Linked DNA regions of Homo sapiens: region 2 is linked to region 1. Evidence: read pairs that join two places in POLR2A ChIA-PET (ENCODE). Cell type or tissue: OCI-LY7. All regions are shown on one strand. Links, peaks and the distances in the headings refer to the core of each region. The heading gives the core; the rest is flanking DNA.

Region 1 (5,380 bases), core at 96-5,095:
AGGCCTTGGTATCCATCTTGAACCTGCTTCTGCCAGTGCCCATCTCTGCCAGGCACCCTCCCCACCCCATCTAGCTGCCTAGTCTCCAGTGAGGGCAAACTCTGCCGATATGATCTCTCTGGCCCTTTCCAGCTCTGACATCCTCAGTATTTAAATCAGCACATGAATATTTCACAAGTATCCCGGGCGAAAATAACCCCCTGCCTGGTTATGTCAGGCTGCGGCCCCAGTCGCTAGGCCACGGCTCTCTTGCTATTTGCGAGACATGCAATTCTGCGAGGCCTCCCAGCAGCAGCCCAAGGAATCGATAGTCTTTAAATAAGTAATTAGAGGAGCGGAAGACGTCGGCAGAGCTAGAAGGGAGCAGGGGAATATAAACTCATAACTCTCCCAAGTTCACTGTTAAGAGCTTGGTTCTGTTTTTTGGTCAAGAAATGTGGCAGGGCCTGGGGCAGGGTGAGAGATGGCGACGGTCAGGGGAGAATCAGAGGAAAACAGTCATTGTTGTTATTTATTGGGTACTTCCTATGTGTCAGGCTTTGTCTCATGATTGCCTTACCCAAAGTTCTCCTAAAGTCATTGAGGTTCAGAGAGGGGAAGTCAGTTGCCCAGGGCCACACAGCTGGAGAGTGGCAGAGGCTGCAGCCCGTCTGACCTCTGAGCAGGGTTTCTCAGTCTTGGGTTATTGACATTTGGGGCTGGAGCATTCTTTGTGTTGGGAACTGTTGTGTGCAGTGCAGGGTGTTTTGTAGCATCCCTGGCCTCTATGTACCAGATGCCAGTAGCACCTCATCCCCACTTGTGACAACCAAACATGTCTCAAGATGTCGCCCAATGTCACCTGTGGGGCAGAATCACAGACCACAGTATACAGTCTGTGTTCACTTTGCTGCTCTCTTCCTCTGCTTTTAGGATATGGATTAAAACCCTTCTCTTAGGCCAGGCATGGTGGCTCACACCTGTAATCCCAACACTTTGGGAGGCTGAGGTGGGCAGATCACCTGACGTCCGGAGTCTGCCCAACATAGAGAAACCCCATCTCTACTAAAAATATTTTAAAAATTAGCTGGGCGTGGTGGCATGTGCCTGTAATCCTAGCTACTTAGGAGATTGAGACATGAGAATCACTTGAACCCAGGAGACAGAGATTGTGGTCTCTGCAACAGAGATTGCACCACTGCACTCCAGCCTTGGTGACAGAGTGAGACTCTGTCTCAAAAAAACAAACAAACAAACAAACAAAAACCCTTAGCCTTAGCCTAGAGAGGCAGATCTGGAGACAAAGCTGGCTGCGTGGGAATACCAACTTCTCTACTCACTGGCTGTGTGACCTTGGCCAAGTTGTCAACCTCCTTATGCCTCAGTTTCCCTCTCTGTAAAATGAGGGCCTACACAAAGGTTATCATGAAGTTTAGACTAGTCAATATACCCATGTAACAAACCTGCACATGTACCTACTGTATCTAAAATAAAAGCTGAAGTTATTTTTTTAACGTTAGTATTATATATCCAAAGCATTTAGAACAGTGCCTGGCACGTATGTGTGAACCCCCGTCGTGATCCCAGAGCCTACCTGACCAAGCCCCAGCCCATCTCTGCAGCAACCCTGGTACCTCTCTCCCCATGAGAATAAAAAGAGAAACTGTCCTAGAAGCTAGGGAAGAAGCATCTTTGACAACTTCTGCTGTTCCTACCTTCCCTGATGCACGCTGCTTCCCACCATTCCTGGAGGAGTTGGGAAAACAGCAATAAGGATGGCCTTTGGTCCCAAAGGTTCCCAAGGTAATGACAAAAGCTGCTACTTCCTGTCTCCCTGCAGCTCTCTCTGTGCATGAAGAGGAGGGTAGAGGCACTGCACACTGATTTAACAAACGCATCCGATTAGAACACGGTTCCTTTTATTATCCGGAAAGCTATAAAAATACATAGAAACGAACATATTTTATCACTGGAGTTGGTCTTCACATTTTATGGGTCTGTAGCGGGTGTTTTTGTTTTACCGACATTTGTTAGAAACAAGGTTCTGGAACGTTGTCCTTGTTTGGGTGCTCGTGAGAAATTGTATCCAGAAAGGCATTTCAGGACCTGTCCCTATGGAAACAGCCCCACTGCAGGAGTGTGCGTGACAGGGTGAGTGTGAGTGCGTGTGTGTGTGTGTGTGTGTGTGTGTGTGTGTGTGTGTGTGTGTAGCTAAAGTCCTCCTTTTTCCCAGGAGCAAGGGTGCCTAGGGATTACCTGGTCCAGCCTTCTCATATAGTTGAGGAAACTGAGGCCCAGACAGGGCAGTGCTTTATCCAGGATCACAGAACAACTCGGTTCAGCAACTATTTTCTGAGCGTATTAGTATCACCTTAGCTGCTCTAATAAACACCCCCACCCCAGTAACACAATAGACTTTTCTTGCTCACAGGACAGAGTTCCTGGTTGGTCAATGAGCCTTCCACTACGTGATTCAGGGACCCAGCCTCCCTCCTTATTGTGGTGACACCTTTTCCTAGAACTCAGAATCATCTGCTTTCGTCTGGATGAGGGAAGAATTTGGAGGATTACACATTGAAGGTTTTTATGGTCCAGGCCAGAAGTGGCCCATGTCACTTCCGTCCATGTCCCACTAGTCAAGGCTCAGTCACATGTCATGCCTAACCACAGGGAAGCCGGGAGGTGTCACCTGGCTCTGTGCCCAGGAGGAAGAGAAAGGCTGGTGAACAACTGTCCAGGTCTTGGTGCCTGGGCTGGAAGATGCATGAGCAGAGGAATGAGACAGCAGACCTGCCCTGCCAGAGCTCACAGTCCAGTGTTGTGAGATGGGGATGGGGGAGCAACAGCAAACACAGGTCACTTATGTCCCATGTCCCCAGCTTGAGGTTCAGAATAAGGACCATCTTTTTGCACCCTCGTCCCATTGATCACCAGAAGTCCATTTACTTCTCACAAGAGAGAAGTCCCATGCCAGGGTAAGTTCAAGACTCCCAGTGTCCTTCCTAAGTCAGTCCAAAAGAAGTCAGCAGTCCTGGTTTTTTTTTGTTTGTTTGTTTTCTTTCAGACAGAGTCTCGCACTGTCACCCAGGCTAGAGTGCAGTGGTGCAATCTCTGCTCACTGCAACCTCTGCCTCCTGGGTTCAAGCTATTCTCTTGCCTCAGCCTCCCGAGTAGCTGGGATTACAGGCACCCACCACCACGCCTGGCTAATTTTGTATTTTTAGTAGAGATGGGGTTTCACCAAGTTGGCCAGGCTGGTCTTGAACTCCTGACCTCCTGATCTGTCCACCTCAGCCTCCCAAAGTGTTGGGATTACAGGCATGAGCCACCACGCCCAGCCAGCAGTCCTGGTTTCTAAAAGATTGCAGAGAAGAAGCTGGAAGGTCTGGTTTATTTCCTGAAAGGTCCTATTCATCCTATTCTCTGTCTCAAGCCCAGCAGTATTTCCTTTTTGAGGGGAAAGTTAGGAGCCTGTATCCTGAGTTTCACGTCATTAGATAATGCCACAGGCCTGAAATCCCAACAAAACAGCACTTAAGAGGGGACATAGCTTAGTTCACGTACGCTTTTTTTTTTTTTTTTTTTTAAAGACATTCTCACTCTGTCCCCCAGGCTGGCTGGAGTGCAGTGGCACAATCTTGGCTCACTGCAACCTCCACCTCCCAGGTTCAAGCAATTCTCATGCCTCAGCACCCAAGTAGCTGGGATTACAAGCATGTACCACCACACCTAATTTTTGTATTTTTAGTAGAAATGGGATTTCACCATATTGCCCAGGCTGGTCTTGAACTCCTGGCTTGGATTATAGGCGTGAGCCATGACACATGGCCCGATGTACACATACACACATATTCTCTGTGTATACATACACACACACCTCAGAACCAGCCATCAGACATTCACCCCTTTGGTTGACCAGCATCTATTAGGAGAATCCCAAGATAGTGGAAGGACCCCCCCCCGCCTCTCCCCACAGAAGCTGCCTGGGACAGATCTTCTGTGCTTCCAGTGACTAGAATATGGACGTGCAGCCTAGAGTGTGGCCAGCTGGACATGCCCTCCCAGGACTCTGTAGAGTGACATTGAGGCACAGAGTCAGTCTGCCATTTAAAGGGTGCCGCCATAGAAGGACATCTCGTGCTGTGTGGGCGTCATCTCCATGGCTGGAGGTGTCAGATGGGGCCACAGTGACCAGCTGGCCGGCAGTCAGCTCCCAGGTGGCAGCTTGGCAGATCTTAACTCTCTGGGTTCTCGTCAAGCCTGTTTCTCTAGTTTCTCCGTCAATTGCATGAGCTACCCGATACTTTTACAAACCACTCCTTCAGGTTAGCTGGAGTCCGATACTTTTACAAACCACTCCTTCAGGTTAGCTGGAGTCTGTGCTTGCCACCAGCAGCCAAGCTCCCTGACTGGTGTCACCTTTGTCTTAGCAGTCAACCCACTCCCATTTCCCTTCACTACCAGCTTCCCCAGGGCCACCCCAGACCCAGACGGGTCCACCAACTTCCACCCTCAAGGGAAAGGCCACGGCTCCCACCACCTTCCTCCAGGAGATGTCTGAGCAAATCTCTAATTAACCTGTCTTTTCACACTCCTTCAATATTGAGTCCTCAAGGGGGCTGTGGACAGAACCAATGTAATTGGTTTACTCTGCGATGCTAGATATTTTATTTGATGCATTTGAAAATATGATCCTGAGAGGCTTGGTGTGGTGGCTCATGCCTATAATCCCAGCACTTTGGGAGGCCAAGGCAGGTGGATCACCTGAGGTCAGGAACTCAAGACCAGACTGGCCAACATGGCGAAACCCAGTCTCTACTAAAAACACAAAAATTAGCTGGGCATGGTGGTGCTTGCCTGTAATCCCAGCTACTCAGGAGGCTGAGGCAGGAGAATTGCTTGAACCTGGGAGGCAGAGATTGCAGTGAGCTAAGATCGTGCTACTGCACTCCAGCCTGGGCAGCAAGAGCAAAACTCTGTCTCAAAAACAAAACAAACAAACAAACAAAAAATCCTGAGAAAGGGTCCACAGGCTTCACTCGATGCCAAAGGGGTCGAGGGCACCAAAAAGGTAAGGATCGCTTGGGACTGCAGCCTCCCAAAGGCTCCACAACAAGCACCCCGCTGGCCTTGTGAGATCCCTACTGGTTTGAGGGCCAACCCACCCTCCCCACACCATTCCTTCTCAAAAGCACTTCCTCCTTTTTGAGACCAGCTCCTCTCCCCACCCTGTCTAGGCAGGTGGGCCCTGCAGTTGTCACGTGACCTCATGTTGCCATATGACCTCATGTTACAGGAGCTGGCACATGACCTCACCCTCCAGCCATAGCTACTGGCTCAGAAGGAGTGGGCTGCTGGCCCAAGCCAGGCCAACCAGGTCCTTCCCCGCAGTTGTTTTTGG
Region 2 (5,380 bases), core at 86-5,085, 250 kb after region 1:
AAAGCCCCACAGAAAATAAATACAATACAATACAATACAATACAATACAATACAATACAATACAATACAATACAATACAATACAATACAATACAATACAATGTTATGATAACATGAACACAAGAAGATCCTATACCTTTTTACTTTTAAAAAAATTGTGCGAATCACAAATGCCACTTGAAGTGATAAAACTGAGTTTTCTTCATGTATTATTAGCTTTGTTTTAGGGAACTTCTGACCAGAACAAATGTTGAAAGTTAAGGCCAGGCGTGGTGGCTCACTCCTGTAATTCCAGCACTTTAGGAGGCCAATGTGGGAGGATCACTTGAGCCTAGGAGTTTGAGACTAGCCTTGGCAACATAGTGAGAACCCAAATCTACAAAAAAAAGTTAAAAATTAGCTGGGTGTAGTGGCACATACCTGTAGTCCCAGCTACTCAGGAGGCTGAGGTGAGAGGACCGCTTGAGCCTGGGAGGTCCAGGCTGCAATGAGCTATGATTGTGCCACTGCACTCTAGCCTTGTCTCAAAAAAAAGAAAAAAAAAAAAACAAAAACAAAAAACCAGCACAGTAGAAGAAATCATGAAACCTGAAACCTGAATTCTGCCACTAACCAGGTGTACAACTAGGGAACTACAACCTCTTTTTGTTTTGATTTGTCTCAAAACAGGGATATTAATACTCTTCTATAGTTTGGCGGTTGGGGGGACAACGAGATTTCATTCGTAGGATTATAATATATAGGAAAGTATTTTGGGGAAAAAAAGGTTAAGAGTTATATAATACAGAAGAAAACATCATTAATATTATTTATATATTATAAATGTTAACACTAATATGTATTATAAATGTTATAAATATAATACATAAATAATTATGTATTATAAATGATCAGGAATAGTGAGACACTAAGTGAAAAACAGAATCTTAACTAATGCAAAATTATTTTACCTTCATGTTGCAGGCTAATTCCATTAGTTTTTTTGCATTTTCTTCTGAGCGGTATCTCTTAGGAAGCTGAACCCTAAAGAACTTCAAGGCACCTTCAAAGTCTGTCAACAGCAGGTCATCTTTCGAAGTCTTGAAGAAAATACAAACACATATAGAAAAAATGTGTTGCTATAAGGATGCACAAGAAGTTTTTTATATTCTCAGCACTTTTCAGCACTTTTACAATCCCCAGAAGATACTTCTTAGCTTTTGTCAGAGCCACCTGCATACATCCACTGTTAGGGGTAATGCTAGATTTCCAGCACTTTTATAATCCCCAGAAGATATTTCTTCGCTTTTGTCAGAGCCACCTGCATACATCCACTGTCATGGGTAATGCTAGTGCACAGTGACTGCTCAGAATGAGACTACAACCAATGTATTGCAAGTGCAGAGCAGGGAATGACAGATAACTCAGCTAATAAATAAATGAGTACCTTTAATAATCCAAGGGCGACATTAAAAATAACACTTATTCCCTGAAAGAGAACAGACAAAAAGAACACTGTCAGTTTTTATATCTCGACTATTATGCTATTTGTCCTTATACCCCACATTTTTAAAGAAATTGTGAAAACTTAAGGAAGGAAATGCATTATCTCAGAACTACCTTGAAAAATAAAAACTAAAGGGCCATTGAAAAGCTGCTTAAAGACCTAGCTTCCCCTTTTTCTGAGAGAAGAGCTTTTCTTGCCCTGTTCTCATATTCAATAATAAGAAATGCTTTTCCAAAGCATTCCATGCTTCCAAACCAAAAGATCAGTCATAAAGTTGTGATCTCTCAGGAAATAACTCCTGGGGAACTTTTCCTTTATCTTGTGCTGTCCCAATCCATGCACAGCAACCACTCTGTCGATAAGCCCTATATTCCAGAACTGAATCTGCTCAAGGCTCCCTCCATTCTGCAAATCCTGGGGCTAAGAACAAAGGAGAGGAAGCACTAACATCTGTTGATCAAGTTAAACTGCTTAAGCTGCTGGGCCTCAGTTTCCATAACTAATACTCTCCTATGGGTTTTCTGAGATAATTAGCTGAAAAGTTTATGTAAATTACTTAGCATGCCACCTGGCCTTTAGTAGCTACTTAACAGATGGTTGTTTATACTACTAAAAAGCTAGAAACAATTTAAAGGTTTGTGATTAGAAATTGGTTACATAAAGTATAGCACATCCAAATAATGGGATACTTGGCAGCAACTAAGAAAAACGGCATATTTGGTAATATTTATTTCTTCTGTTTCTTAGAATATTTCAAGCTGAGTGGTAGATACAAATTCTTTATGAATTTTTGTATGTTTTGAATATAGCATAATTAAAAAGGATAGTACAGATGTGTATGTTCAAGTATATGAAATTTAAAAAGAGGATACCAAAGAGTATAAATAACAATCATATTTTTAAATATACACATAGGAGAACCATAATATATATAGTGTTCCATCCATATGGAAACCATACTATTCTGTATAGTAATTATACATACACATATATGAACACATAAAAAAGGCTGAAAGGATACTGCTTTTAACCAAACTGTTAAAGGAGGTAACCTATAGACAGTGGGATTTGTAGTATTTTAAATTATTTTTACTTATATTTTCTATAAACATATATTATTTTTATAATTATGTTTTTCTTAAACACACCACACAAAATCCAAAATTACGTCATGGCAAAGACTGTTATTTACTCTAATATCTTATTTTCTCTTTAGTAATAAATCTCTAATTTTTAGCAAATTCCTGCTCAGCTTATTTTTTAAAAAGTCTCCCTTGCAGCTAGGTGTGGTCATGTAACTAAGTTCTGACCATAAAGTGGAAATACTGGATGGAACTTCCAGGAAGTCTCTTTTGAAAACAGAGGAGGCACCCTCTCCCATCCTCTAATCCTCCTGGCTTGAATATGATATAATGGCTGGTGTGCTACTCCTCCATACGGCTAACAGCCAGAGTGAGGGGAAGGCACGCTACTGCCAACATTGACTTTTTTTCACAAGAGAGCAAAAAGCTATTTTTTAAAATCACTGTTACTTTGGGTTTCTTCATTCAATACAGCCAAAACTAATATGAACTAATACAAATGTCTAATTCAGTACGTCTTTTCAGAGTACACCTTTAACAAATACGATCATTAGCTTTAGTCCAAGGAAGTCACTTAAACCTAGATTTCCTAGCAATAAAATAAAATAATTAAAGAGACCAATTCTGTTTTGACAGAGCTGACACTCAAAACAGAATCTGTTCTCCTCAAGTACACTGCAAACAAAAGCCAAAGTGCTGTGGCCTCTGATACATACCTCACATAAAAGCAGGTCGATGATATGGAAGACCATGTAGAGAGGGAATTTTGCAGTGAAAAGAGTAAGAAACCACTGGGAGGCATACATGTGTGCTTCAAGGCTTATATCCAGGAAGTGGTTGTACAGGTCAGGAATGTATTCCTGAAATAGCAAACCAATTAGTTCTGGGCACATATGCATCTGTCCAATTCCCACTAAGGAGGCTCATAAATCTACCAGGAATAGGCCAAAAAAGTAAAATACTTGTGTTTTTCTAAAAATCTCCAAAGTGCTTAGAACACTTATCATCTGGTATTAAGCTGGCACTCAACTCTTTTTTCCAGACCACAAACTTGTTCTAAAGAAAGAGGAATCCCCAAAATGGTGACAAGTATTTGGAAAGCCTGTTTTTCTCTCCAAAGTAAAAAACATTTGGGAAAGTTTGTTTCACTTTTGTTATGAGATTCCTAACCAGTCAGCTTCAGAGCCTTGGGGAGTACTTCTTGACTGAGTTAGCTGTGGAAAAGACCCCTAACAAAGTCATCTGATCTTTTGGGAGTTTATCAGCTCACATCCATGAGGTGTGAAAGTTTAACACTTTGTTAATCTTTGCATCATAATCACATAGTGATAAAGGATAAAAATGAAACCCATCCTTAGCCACGGATCGCTAAGGCAATTACCAATGCTCCCTGGCACCATTTCCTCAATTTGGTGCTCCTTAGTCCTGTACTCTTTTTGTCAAACACAAGCTGGTTTCTCTTTTTACCTGCATGAGGCGCTCCAACTGGTAAAATTTGCAATGCAAATCTTCGAAGTTTTGCTTGAAAAGTTCCCTGAGCCCATAGTCAAACATGATCTTGACCAGAACACTGAATGCCTGTTCTTCAGGCATCTGTAACAGATAGGCAAGTTGTTGGGTAGGGAGGATGGCGGTGGGGAATCACAAAACATACAGAAGTTTTCTCAGGATATTAAATCCAGCTTTATATTATTGCCTTACCAGAAAATTTAGTGCTATGCAGAAACTCAGGCCTAAGGTTGTGTTTAAAACATTTATTCACTCAAACAAGGAATAGTTAACAATGACTACTCTTTGTCAGTATGGTTCCTGTCCTCAAGGAGTCTCTCACACAGCCAGTATTAAAATAACTGTAATAGGAATTAGACATCAGTGATAATACAAGAACAGGAAGGCCTGTATCTGCCTAAGGCAGTCAGAAACAGACTTTGTAGAAAGGACAGAATTTGAGCTGAGCAGAAATAGGCTGATATACAGTGTAGGTGTCATCTTTCCCAAATCCTGGGACCTCTGTTTAACCATTTTTCCTCCCTTAGCTGCTATTTCATTCTAGCAAAATTGTTTTTCTTCCTCACTGTTAAAAATATAGCTTGTTTTAGAAGAACCTTACATATTCTAAGGCTTGCAGTAATGCTTGAAGTACTACAAAAGCCTCCTTCACTTCTATTTACATTTATAATAATACCTACATTTTCCATAGTTTTATGGATAATTATTTCCCTGAGAACTTGGCAAGATATTTTCAAAAGAGAAAAAAGAAGCACTGGAAATGTTATTTAAGGATTGGTGTGAATGTAGCAAGCCTTCAAAAAAGTCAAGAAGGTGGGCAGGCTTCTATGGAACAAGATGATGGAGGCGGGCTGAGCACAGAAATCACTGAGAAGAAAGCAGAACTAAAGAGCAAATCAGATTAAGTAATAAGTGAGAAAAGCATAGCAGATCATTACTGGTAAGTTAAGAGTATCTGGGGCAAAAGCCCAGATCTTTGAAGTCTTTGTCATGGAAGGCAACTTCACTTTGCCACATGCAAGGAGATGTGGCCTAACCCACAGTGGTGATTCTGATGCTAAGTAGCCCATCTCCCCTCACTCTAAACAAGCACTTATAACACTCTGGCAAGCAGCAAGAGTTCAAAACAAGACATGGAGGGTCTGATTGGAAAACCCATTTTCAAGGGGATAAATGTCCTTGAACTGAAGGTGAGAACGAAGATAAATCACCCAGGCTTGTGGGACTTTGAGATATAAAGTCTCATTAAAACAACAAAACAAAATAAAAAGTCAACCTCTTTATTCATGTCATAGCTTTATCAT

What was found. ChIA-PET counts read pairs that join two places held together with the same protein. Peaks named below come from ENCODE experiments on the same cell type or tissue, not always from the same donor. Only the 100,000 strongest peaks of a DNase experiment are listed, where the experiment ranks them.
Region 2: POLR2A ChIA-PET joins it to region 1 with 6 read pairs; 2 of 35 experiments call an interaction of 5 or more read pairs at or near these places.

Annotation. Positions count from the first base shown.
Region 1 is chr9:123,326,749-123,332,128 of GRCh38, reverse strand. No RefSeq gene overlaps it. Among named protein-coding and RNA genes, the nearest start is that of CRB2, 27 kb to the left of the region's middle. RefSeq lists enhancers at 4,870-5,369, 5,370-5,380. In OCI-LY7, for the core only: no CTCF peak of the experiment used is centred there; a DNase peak (open chromatin) is centred at 2,667.
Region 2 is chr9:123,072,332-123,077,711 of GRCh38, reverse strand. RABGAP1 (RAB GTPase activating protein 1) reads right to left here. Exons shown (of 26, transcript NM_012197.4): 16 at 4,035-4,160; 17 at 3,284-3,427; 18 at 1,426-1,467; 19 at 950-1,078. Among named protein-coding and RNA genes, the nearest start is that of MIR600, 37 kb to the left of the region's middle. RefSeq lists an enhancer at 4,717-5,380. In OCI-LY7, for the core only: a CTCF peak has its summit at 4,042; no DNase peak of the experiment used is centred there.